2 separate regions of the Mus musculus genome follow, and region 2 is linked to region 1. Evidence: chromatin loops called from intact Hi-C (ENCODE). Cell type or tissue: left cerebral cortex. All regions are shown on one strand. Links, peaks and the distances in the headings refer to the core of each region. The heading gives the core; the rest is flanking DNA. Region 1 has its middle 16 kb from the start of Cited4. Region 2 has its middle 14 kb from the start of Exo5.

Region 1 (5,380 bases), core at 87-5,086:
CTCTCCCACCTTTTTTTTTTTTTTCTTTTTTCTTTTGGTGGTGCTGGGGTCAAGCCAAGGACATTCCTCATGCTGAATTTATTCTTTGCCACCGAAATACAGCTCTAGTGCCTTCACTGAGATTGTTCACTGGACCAAAAACATTTGAAAACCTTGGGCTGGCAAGATAGATAAAGGTGTTTGCCACCAAGCCAGATGGTCTGAGCTCAATCCCCAGAATATACACAGTGAAAGGGGCGAGCCGACTCCCACAAGTTGTTCTCTGACCTCCACACGTGCTCTGCGGAGTGCGCGCGCGCGGACACCCCCCCCCCCCGCAGTGGTGGCGCATGCCTTTAATCCCAGCACTTGGGAGGCAGAGGCAGAGGCAGAGGCAGAGGCAGAGGCAGGCAGATTTCTGAGTTCGAGGCCAGCCTGGTCTACAGAGTGAGTTCCAGGATAGCCAGGGCTACACAAGGAAACCCTGTCTCGGAAAACAAAAAAAAAAAAAAAAAAAAAAAAGAAAGAAAGAAAGAAAGAAAGAAAGAAAGAAAGAAAGAAAGAAAGAGAGCTAGAGGGAGGGAGGGAGGGGGGGAGGGGAGGGGAGGGGAGAAGAGAGGAGAAGAGAAGAGAAGAGGAGAGGAGAGGAGAGAAGAGAAGAGAAGAGAAGAGAAGAGAAGAGAAGAGAAGAGAAGAGAAGAGAAGAGAAGAGAAGAGAAGAGAAGAGAAGAGAAGAGAAGAGAAGAGAAGAGAAGAGAAGAGAAGAGAAAAAAGAAATTCAGCCGGAGTTACCTCTGAGTTTGGCTTGATGACACCTGCTTGAAGTGGGGTGCAATACCACGCTTTTCCCTGCAGGTGGCAGTACCCTACCAGGTGAAGCTTGCTGGACCACCTATATGGATTTTCCGGGTGGGGGGCGGAATGGAGCTTTGATGTTTTCCATTATCTTAGATATGAACTTTGAATAGGGAAAGATGAAGGATTTGTTTGTTTGTTTGTTTGTTTGAAGCCTGACTCTGTCGCTCACACAGTGTGACCTAGAGCGAGTCCTCTCTTGCTGGAACCTGCTTTCTGCTTGGCAAACGGGATGATCACACCCGAACCTACCTCATCGCGTCTCTGAGAGTGTCTAAACAAGCATGACTGGGTTTAACATTTGTATGGATGGGCTCAGGGCTGGTGTGTGTAAGCAGGGTGGGTTCAGGAGCAGGAGGCGGGTTCAGCCCAGTGCCCAGTCACGCAAATGACCCGAGGTGTGGAGAGGGAGGTGGCTTCGGGGTTAGGAAAGTTGAGTTCAGATTTTAAGATGAGGGAGCTGAAGAAATAACTTTCCCAGGGCCACACCCTCAGAGAGGCAAGGCACCAAACCCGAAATTTGGGAAAGAATTTAATGTGTAATAATATATGAGGAGGCCTTGAAGTTGAATCACGAGACCAAAATCAGAACTCTGTGGGATCCCTTTATCATTACTGTGTGGTTTTCGTGTAGTTTTTGCTCTGAGGGCTTCTGAAAGTTTTACACACAGAGATACACATACCGTCCTGTTAAGACCCACGTTCTCAAAGCGCCCTCACATCCCAAGAAGATACAGGGTAAGCTGAAGAGCAAAGGGAAGGAGAGCCATTCAGAGACTGGTCTGGAAGTTAAGACACTTGGGCTCTTTCCTCTCCGGGCTCTACACTGGCTTTTGGAGCCCCATTTCCTCGTCTGCAGAACGGAGCTGTTGGATCCAGGGCTCCTGGAGGCCTTGCTATTTCCCTTGGACCTTCCCGATTGCCACACCCAGGGTTCTCCTAACTCTGTGACTACCCCATTTCCGTTTCGTTTTCTTACCACCTTCTGGGGTTATCTGAGCTTTTTTGCTGCTGTTGATTTCTGTCTAGACAATAGTATACTACTGCCTGATCTAGGGAAGTAGGGACTCATGAGTTTACAAGAGCTGCTATGACCATGACCGTGGCGATTGTAGCAGTGCTTGATGTGTATCAGCGAGCAACAAACAACTGGAATAAAAGTGAAAGGCTGAGCACACAGCCCTGTACCCTCTGAACCTTTCAGGTAGGGTCTCTAGGACCCCCAAACCCGGCTTGTTTCCTAATACCAGGCTGGTGCTGCGACACCAAGGTCTTTACTGACCCCTTGTGGCTGTGGGTGCACATAGCAGGGACTAGTGGAGGTTTCTTGGGTAGAAGACAATCATTCCCGTGTAGCTTTGCTCTGCTCCCTGCCAACCTACGTGTGCGCGCCTGTTCTCCTGTAGAGGATGATGACGATTGAAAACATGAAATACATCTTTCAGGGACTGGAGAGATGGCTCTGTGGGTGAGCTCAAGTGTATGGGGCCTGAGTTCAGATCCCAGCGTCCATAGAGAAAGCTTGGGAGGCTGGGCGCATCTGTGACGCCAGCACTGTGGAGGGCGAATCTAGGACAACTGCTGGGGTTTGCTAGCCCGCCACCATTCAAACTCCAAGATCAGTAAGACAAATTGTCTCCAAAAAAAAAAAAAAAAAAGGTACAGTGATAGAACAGGATGCCCAATACCACTTCAACTTCTGCACACGCATGCATCACACACACACACACACACACACACACACACACACACACACACACACACGATACACCTCATCAGGTAAGATCACTTGCCACCAAGCCTAACGACATGAACTGGATCTCCACACCTGATGAAAAGAGAGAACCACCTGCAAATTATCTGCTGACTTCCACGTGTCTGCCCCCAACACACATGATGGACAAATGTTACAACAACTTTAAAACAAAATAGATGTTTCTTGTCCTCCATCTCGCTAACATCACACCTGAGAAAGCAGAGAGGTCCTAGTACCAGGAGAGGAGCCGAGGGAGTCTCAGACCATGAAAGAGAGGTGTCATCGGGTTTCTATCGCTGTGAAGAGACACCATGGCAACTCTCATAAAAACAGTATGTAATTGGGGCTGGCTTACAGTTCAGAGGTTTAGTCATGGCGACAAGAATGGCAGCGTGCAGCCAGGCATGGTGCTGAGAAGGAGCTGAGAATTCTACAGTGGGATGGATCAGCAGGCAGCACGAAGAGAACTGAGCCACTGAGCTTAGCTTGATCCTCTGAGATCTCAAAGCCCATCCCCCATTTGCCTCCAGCAAAGCCACACCTACTCCAACAAGGCCACACCTCCTAATAGCACCCCTTCCAGTGGGGCCCATGAGGGCCATTTTTATTCAAACCACACTAGAGATGAGGCAGATTTCTCTGCGTTCTGAGCAGGCAGATAAGGCTAGACTCGAGCCTTGGGTATCTCCTCCCAGAAAACTTCAATCTTCCAGGAAATCCTCAATGTCTTCGAACTCTTTTTTTTTTTTTTTTTTAGGTTTTGGAGGGAAGTGTGAAAGAAAGGGTGTATCTAATGATTAGAGACTTTGGGACAAAACCAAAGGCAAATAGAGAGGGTTTGAGGAGATCTTTTGTTAGGTGCAATATGAACACACACACACACACACCCCTGTCTCACTAGATGCTAGTCAGGTCTCTGATAACACTGCAAAACAAACCAACTCCATGTCGCAGACACCACAGGAGGTTAGCTTCTCTGCCTGCCAGTCCTGCCTTCCCCCTGTCTTCCATTGGATGAAACATCTCAGCATATTGTTCCATGAACCTCCCATGAGACCTACCGTGAGACGGACAGATCGTCAAGTGTCTGCCCCACGAGGGGAGCCATGGCATGGTTTAGGCAAGAAGCAAGATTTCACATAAACAGACTTTCAGGTTTTGTAGGCTACAAATTACTCTAATTTCTAGGTAAACATTGCGTCATGAAGACAGACCTGGTTTATTTGGGTAGCCATAAGATGCTGGGCACATATTCCATGCCTATGGCATGGTTAGGACTGAGGTCACCTTCACATTAATGGGAGTGTGTGTCGGGGGGGGGGGGGAGTGTTCCAAACACATAATATTATAACAAAGGTTCTGTGTCTAACCAAATAAGGTTTTAAAGATTTACTTTTATTATTTGGGACAGTGCAGCCTCAGCTGGCTTGGAGCTTGCTATGACCTGGCTGACCTGGAACAGAGATCCACCTGCTCTGTTCCTCAAATGCTGGGACTAAAGTGCCACTGCAGCCTAATACGTTTTGTTATTTCGTTGTACATAGGTGAGTGTGTGTGTGTGTGTGTGTGTGTGTGTGTGTGCCTTCACAGGGTATGTGTGTATGAGTACACATTGTTGGTATTCTGTCTGGACTCCACCCCCATGGTTACCTGGCAACGGCCAGGTAGGCCTAGCACTATAAAAGGGGCTGCTTGCCCGCTCCTCTCTCTCTTACTCCTGCTTCTCTTCCTTGCCTCTTGCCCTCTGGCTCCCCCTCTCTCCCCATCCCCACCCCACCCCCACCCCCCTGCACGATCATGGCCGGCCTCTTCTTCTCCACTCTCTTCTTCTCTCTGCCTTTCTCTGCCTCTACTACTCTCTTAACTCCCCTCCCCATGCCCTAAATAAACTCTATTCTATACTATACCAGTATGTGTGTGTGTGTGTGTGTGTGTGTGTGTGTGTGTGGTTCCTCAGGGGGAAGAGATACCTTGGCATGGGCCCTCTTAGGCACCTCCTTCCCCCACACCCTGCCAGAACATATTCTTTTTTTTTTTTTTTTTTAGATTTATTTATTATTATATGTAAGTACACTGTAGCTGTCTTCAGACACACCAGAAGAGGGAGTCAGATCTTGTTACGGATGGTTGTGAGCCACCATGTGGTTGCTGGGATTTGAACTCTGGACCTTCGGAAGAGCAGTCGGGTGCTCTTACCCACTGAGCCACCTCACCAGCCCCAGAACATATTCTTATAGCTCTTTCTCTTTTTATGATCACAACACTAATGCTAAGGGAGGCCAGAAGCTAGAGTTACAGATGGTTATGAGCCACCTGATGTGGGTGCTGAGTTGGTCTGGAAGAGCAACTCCAGCCACCAAATAAGGTTTTTAAATGATTGGTTTTATGATGTGTTCAGGTGTCTACCTCTGTCCAGAAGAATAGGCTCCAAAGCAATTCTGAGCCCCTGAACATTTCTAGAAAGCAGGATGGGGGAGGGGTGGGGAGGTGGATCAAATGCTGCCCCGCGTGTGATAGGATAGATCCTCAAAACTCACATGCTTAAGCTCTAGTCCCTCAAACCTGAAAATGCAGCTGTATTTGGAGCAGGGCTTGACGGAGGTCACTGAGGCCTGGTGGGGTTGGTATAGGCTCAAGGGCAACATCAATAGTGACCTTAAAAGAAGGGGATGGGCTGGTGAGATGGCTCAGTGGGTAAGAGCACCCGACTGCTCTTTGGAAGGTCCAGAGTTCAAATCCCAGCAACCACATGGTGGCTCACAACCATCTGTAACAAGATCTGACGCCCTC
Region 2 (5,380 bases), core at 137-5,136, 230 kb after region 1:
AAACAAAATAAACAAACAAAAAGAAATGGCAATTAATCACTCCACATGGTTGGAAAAATGAATTTTTAACCCCAAATCCACCTAACACGGAACGAAGAAAGTTCTACTTATGTATGGATAACTACTGTCAAAACCGGAAGTAACATGGGATTGAACTTGTTTGAAAATAGGTTCTAAGATTAATAAAAAATTAACCGAGTCCTAATTTTAAGTCACAAGAACGGAAGATCCAAAATTCTTCTACTTCTTGGTTTTAAGTGAGAGAGTATCTACCTGGGTGTGGCCTCAGCCTCTGGACACCGTGGGAATAGCAGTACATTATGCGCGCAGTTAGAAGCAAGCAACTCACAGGTAAGAGTTGAAATAATTGAAGGGCAGCTGTGCACAACGCAATGCATAAGTTCAGCTGCAAATGTGCCTATGACCTGATTCTCAGCAGCCTTCATACTCTGTGTTAGGGACTTAAACTATGCTTTCCCATAATGATTATTTTTGTTATTAATAGATAATGTACTCACTATTTGGTCATTAACATGCAATAGCACATTCCCCAGAAATGCATCTGTTGACGCTCTTCCTTGAGTTGAATGATATTTAACTGGAGCTGAATGAATGGTCAGTGCTAATATTAAGTAACATGCATGATCTGTTCTTATAAAATCCTGAACATTTTGCTTGCTATGCTCCATTATACTTTTGGTGGGCTGATTTTGCTTTTGCTTTTTCTCATTTTGTAATTTAATTATTATCATGATTTTATAAATGGCTGGTGTATTTAAATCAATAAAATTTTAAATTTTACAAAAAAAAAAAAAGATCCAGACCAGCCAGAGCATCACAGTGAGACCTTTTCTCAAAAACAAACAAACAAAAAAAAAATAAATAACATGGGAGTGTTCTAGGAAAGAAGGAAAGAAAGAAAGAAAGAAAGAAAGGAAGGAAGGAAGGAAGGAAGGAAGGAAGGAAAAAAGAAAGAAAGAAAGAAAGATAGAAAGAAAGAAAGGAAAGAAAGGAGGAAAAGACAAGACAACTTCCCAAAGGCGAGAACATCCAAAACAGCTTTATCCACTCATGAAAGCCCCAAATGGAAACAAACTTACAAACTGTCTGTTACAGTGCAGTCCAAATATTGAAACCACGTAGAAATTTGAAAGAGGGACTTTATTAAGTAATCATATAATTAATTCCGTTTTTTTTTTTTTTTCTTTCTAAGACATGTTTTTACTGTGACCCAAGCTGTTTTGGAACTCAATGTGTAGTTTAACCTGAGGCCAGGGATACCTCACTATGCCCAGCTTAAGAAGGAAATGTTAAAACAAACCAGCCAGTTTAGTAGGCTCATGCCTGTAATCCAAACACTTCAAAGTAGATGTAGGAGAATCATGGTAAGTTCATGGCCAGCCTGGGCTACATAGGAGACCTTGTCTCAAGAAAAGATAATAACAAAAGAAAAACACATCAATTTAGCATTGGAGCAGCTATGAAGATGTAAAAGGAGAGGGAAAAGCCTGGTATCCTTCAGTGGTAGAGTACTTGCCTAGCACGCACAAGGCCCCGAGTTCAAAATGACCTAAGGACTATCCTAAAGCTGAAGGAAGATACCCAAAGAAACAAATTGGAAGGTGGGACTCTTCCTAAAGCTGTGACGCAAACCTGTTAGCAAACATGTACGATAATGTAAGAAGTCGGCTGTGCTACAAAGGCTAGCCTTGGTAGAAGAAACACGAGTGCCCAGAATAGTCATGAACCTACTTGCACACAGAATGGTGCAAGACCTGGTGTTGGAAGCACCCTGGAGCAGAAGCTGAGACTTGGCACACAGGAGTCACGAATGTCCATGTCCGGGCCAGCTGAGATGGGCAGTGTCCTCATTGGGAGCATTGTTCAAGGCGGCTCTGGACTAGGGTTGTATCTTTATAGGTGTTAATGTGATGGGGACATGTAGTCGGGGCAAAACACAAACAGATAGCCCATGCATGTGCTGTTGGCACAGACGGGGAGAGTAAAACAACTCACCAGAAGGAAATGCAAGTTCCTTCCTGCTGCAATGGCTCTGCAGCGCCATCTACTGACAAAATGTCGTGCTCTCATTGAAAGAAACTTGAAGCCGCTGCTCTTAACCTGTGGGTCGACCCTTTTTGGGGCGTCATCTGTTAGTCGCCTAAGTATTTTATGGTTGGGGGGTCACCACAACATGAGGAACTCTATTAACGGGTCACAATTTTAGGAAGGTTAAAAACCACTACCTTTAAGGAACTATGACAGAACAGGCAACGGAAGGAAGATTGGAAGAAGTAACAGATGTATAACTGTCACATCTACCCACAGTGGGGGAAAATCCACCTGTGGCATATTGAGATGGGCAACCATAGGACACTACTGTGCTTGCAAAAGCAACAGCAGGGATGAAGTGTCAAAATGACAACAACATGTGCGTGCTGAAGGAAAGGTATTACACAAAGGGTAAATGCCTTCATTACATGAAATTTTAGAACATTCAAGACTAATTTGCAGGGGGCGTGGGGAACGTCAATTAGTAAACTAAGTGTGGTGGCTTAGGCTTGTAATTCCAGCACTTGGGAAACTGATGTATGAGGATCAAGTGTTCAAGGATAGTCTAGGTTACCTAGCCACACCCTACCCTCCCCCAAGCAAAACAACAGAAAGAGTACATTACATCTGTAATTATACCCCCGTAATGCCTATTTTCAAAATGTTGTCTGAAAACAGGAGTCTATGGTATAGGATGGAGACTACTATCCGTTCCAAATCCTGCTCCCGGGGAATTCCTGGCCAGGAGCCATTTGAAAAGACTGAAGCTTTGGTAGACGAGAACAAACAAACAAAAAGGAAAAAAAACAAAAAAACAAAAAACGAACTACAGGCTAATCTAATGGAGTCTTCTCAATTGAGAGTCCCTCTTCTCAGATGACTCCAGCTTGTGTCAAGTTGACAAAACAAAAAACAAAAACAAAAACAAAAAACTATAGCAGCACATTTAGCCATCATCAGTCACACAGTGTCCATAGTTCAGCCCCAGGCCCATGTGGTGTGAGGGGACAATGACAGAAGACTGGCTTATCAAGGTTGGATACTGTGACTCCTGCCCTTAGTCCCAGCACTCAGGAGACATGGGAAGGTGGATCTCTGAGTTTAAGGTCAGCCCAGTCATAGGAAGTTTCAGATCAACCAGGGCTACATGGTGAGACAGTTTCAAAAGCAAACTGGCTGTTGAAGCATCAATGTTCACGGAGTAGGGAGGAGCAACCTGCCAAAGAAAAGGCCTCGCTGAAGATTCCACCGACTGCCGAAAGTGAGTCACTGAGAACTGCACATGAGACCAACACCTGTGCCAATAATAACTATGAGAGGGGATTGTGAAGAGGTTGCCAAACTGTGGCCGCCAGCTCCTTTATAAATAAAGCCTAGCATAGCTCACTAGCTAGTGTCACCTGTATGGCTGGTAGAGTGGGGGCTCGCAGTCTTGACTGCTTTATGTCTGTATGTTTGCCTAGAAATTGCATAGATTGGTAAAGGATATCTTCCAGGACCCAGGAATGAAGATCTAGGCTAGTCCTAAAATATCAGACAGGCTGTGGTGGGATATGCCTTTAATTCCAGCACTCTGGAAGCAGAGGCAGGGTCTCTGCAAACTCAAGGCCAGTCTGATCTGCAGAGAGAGTTCCAGGCCAGCCAGGGTGACATAATGAGATCCTGTATCAATAATAATAATAAGAAGAAGAATATTATTGTCTCCTCTGACTGAGTGTGGTAGTGCACACCTGTAATCCCAGCACTCTGGAGGCAGAGGCTGGAAGATCAGGAGTTTCATAGCACGTTTGACCTAGCCTGGGCTACGTAAGACTCTGGGTTTTGTTGTTGTTGTGGGTGTTTTTTTAAATCATCCCTTCAACAAAACCATATTTTTTTGTAGGTTTTATAAAATTATCTCATGTGGTTAGGGATGTAGCTCAATGGTGGAATGTTGGCCTAGCATATGGAAGGCCCTGGGTTCAATCCTCAGCCCTGCAAAATGAGTGCCTGAATGAATGATACTAATAAATGAATACTGTTGATAAAAAGTCCCTTCCTTACCTGTGTCTGAGAAATGTCAGTGACCCAGAGGGATCTTGAATTTCTCCTATGCTGTGTATGCATTGAGTGGTTTTATATGGTGGAAGATTAGACTGACAGCCCATAATCCAGTGCCCCAGTGCTGGGTACTATCATAGAGAGTTTTACAATTCTGTGTATACATATTTTGTCTGTGTCTGTAGATTTGCAGCACATACTTTACTGTTGCCCTCTAGAAGAGCATCCAGTTTCTTAACTGCTGAGCTGTCACTCCAGTCCCCCTTAGAGATCTTTTTAAAATGTTCTTACATTTGCTTATGTGTATGGGGGAAGCAGCGCATGTAACACACTGTACATATGAGAGATGGAGCTTACTGGCCAGCCAGTCTAGCCAAAACCAGTGAGTTCCAGGTTCAGTTAGAGACCCAGTCTCAAGAGAATAAAATGGAGCTGAGCATGGTGGTACACACCTTTAATCCTAGCACTCAGGAGGCATCAGCTGGCAGATGTCTGAGTCTGAGGCCAGCCTGGTCTACAGAGTAAGTTCCTGATCAGCTAGGGCTACACAGCGAAATTCTATCTTAAAATAAATAAATAAGCAAGATCTTGTCTCAAACAGAACAACAACAACAACAACAAAAAGGCAAAACAAAAAAACCAAAAAATCAAAGATACACAAATAGGCTAATATGTTTGCCAGTGCACTAATTAGTGGTGTTTGCCCAACACCACTAATTATTAGTGCAATGTAAATCAAAGTTACCGTGAGACACTGCTTCATACCTATAGAGATGGCCACTATCAATATCAATGCATGGAAAACAATAAACATTATAAGGACTAAAAGAAATTGGAACTCTGATGCTTTGTGGGTGGAAATTGAAAGCAATAGAGTATGGCAGGCAGGTACTCAGAATATTAGAAGACCAAAGGTCCAATAATTCTTTTTTGTGGGGCAGTGGACTGTGCCAGGAAACTTGGTAAGGTTGAGTGGGTTCAGAACCGCTGGCATCCACCTGAGGACAGTAGGAGTTCCCTACTCCTGACCAGATTCCTGGCCTGGAACACGTGACCACAACTCCACACAGAAGAACGTGGCCTAGCACAAAACACAAAGTTCTGCACGCTAATGAGGTATCTAGATGGACCCTGAGGGTTTGGCCAATGAAGCTTCCCTTCCCAGACTAAGTTCCTTCCTGCAAAAGGTATGCAAAATCTCTGGTCCACCCTGAGGAAAGGGTATGTCCCTAGTCTCCACGATGAATAATCAATGGAACCAAGGACTGCCTCTCTTATCAAGAAGGGA

What was found. A loop is a pair of places that touch in the nucleus more often than their neighbours do. Peaks named below come from ENCODE experiments on the same cell type or tissue, not always from the same donor. Only the 100,000 strongest peaks of a DNase experiment are listed, where the experiment ranks them.
Region 2: a loop joins it to region 1, with 2.9 times the contacts of the local background. A loop is called at or near these places in 16 of 42 quality-filtered maps.

The regions. Positions count from the first base shown.
Region 1 is chr4:120,680,289-120,685,668 of GRCm38, forward strand. No RefSeq gene overlaps it. Among named protein-coding and RNA genes, the nearest start is that of Cited4, 16 kb to the left of the region's middle. In left cerebral cortex, for the core only: CTCF peaks have their summits at 836 (motif pointing right) and 2,121 (motif pointing left); DNase peaks (open chromatin) are centred at 861 and 2,125.
Region 2 is chr4:120,907,953-120,913,332 of GRCm38, forward strand. No RefSeq gene overlaps it. Among named protein-coding and RNA genes, the nearest start is that of Exo5, 14 kb to the right of the region's middle. In left cerebral cortex, for the core only: a CTCF peak has its summit at 2,064 (motif pointing left); DNase peaks (open chromatin) are centred at 2,064 and 3,323.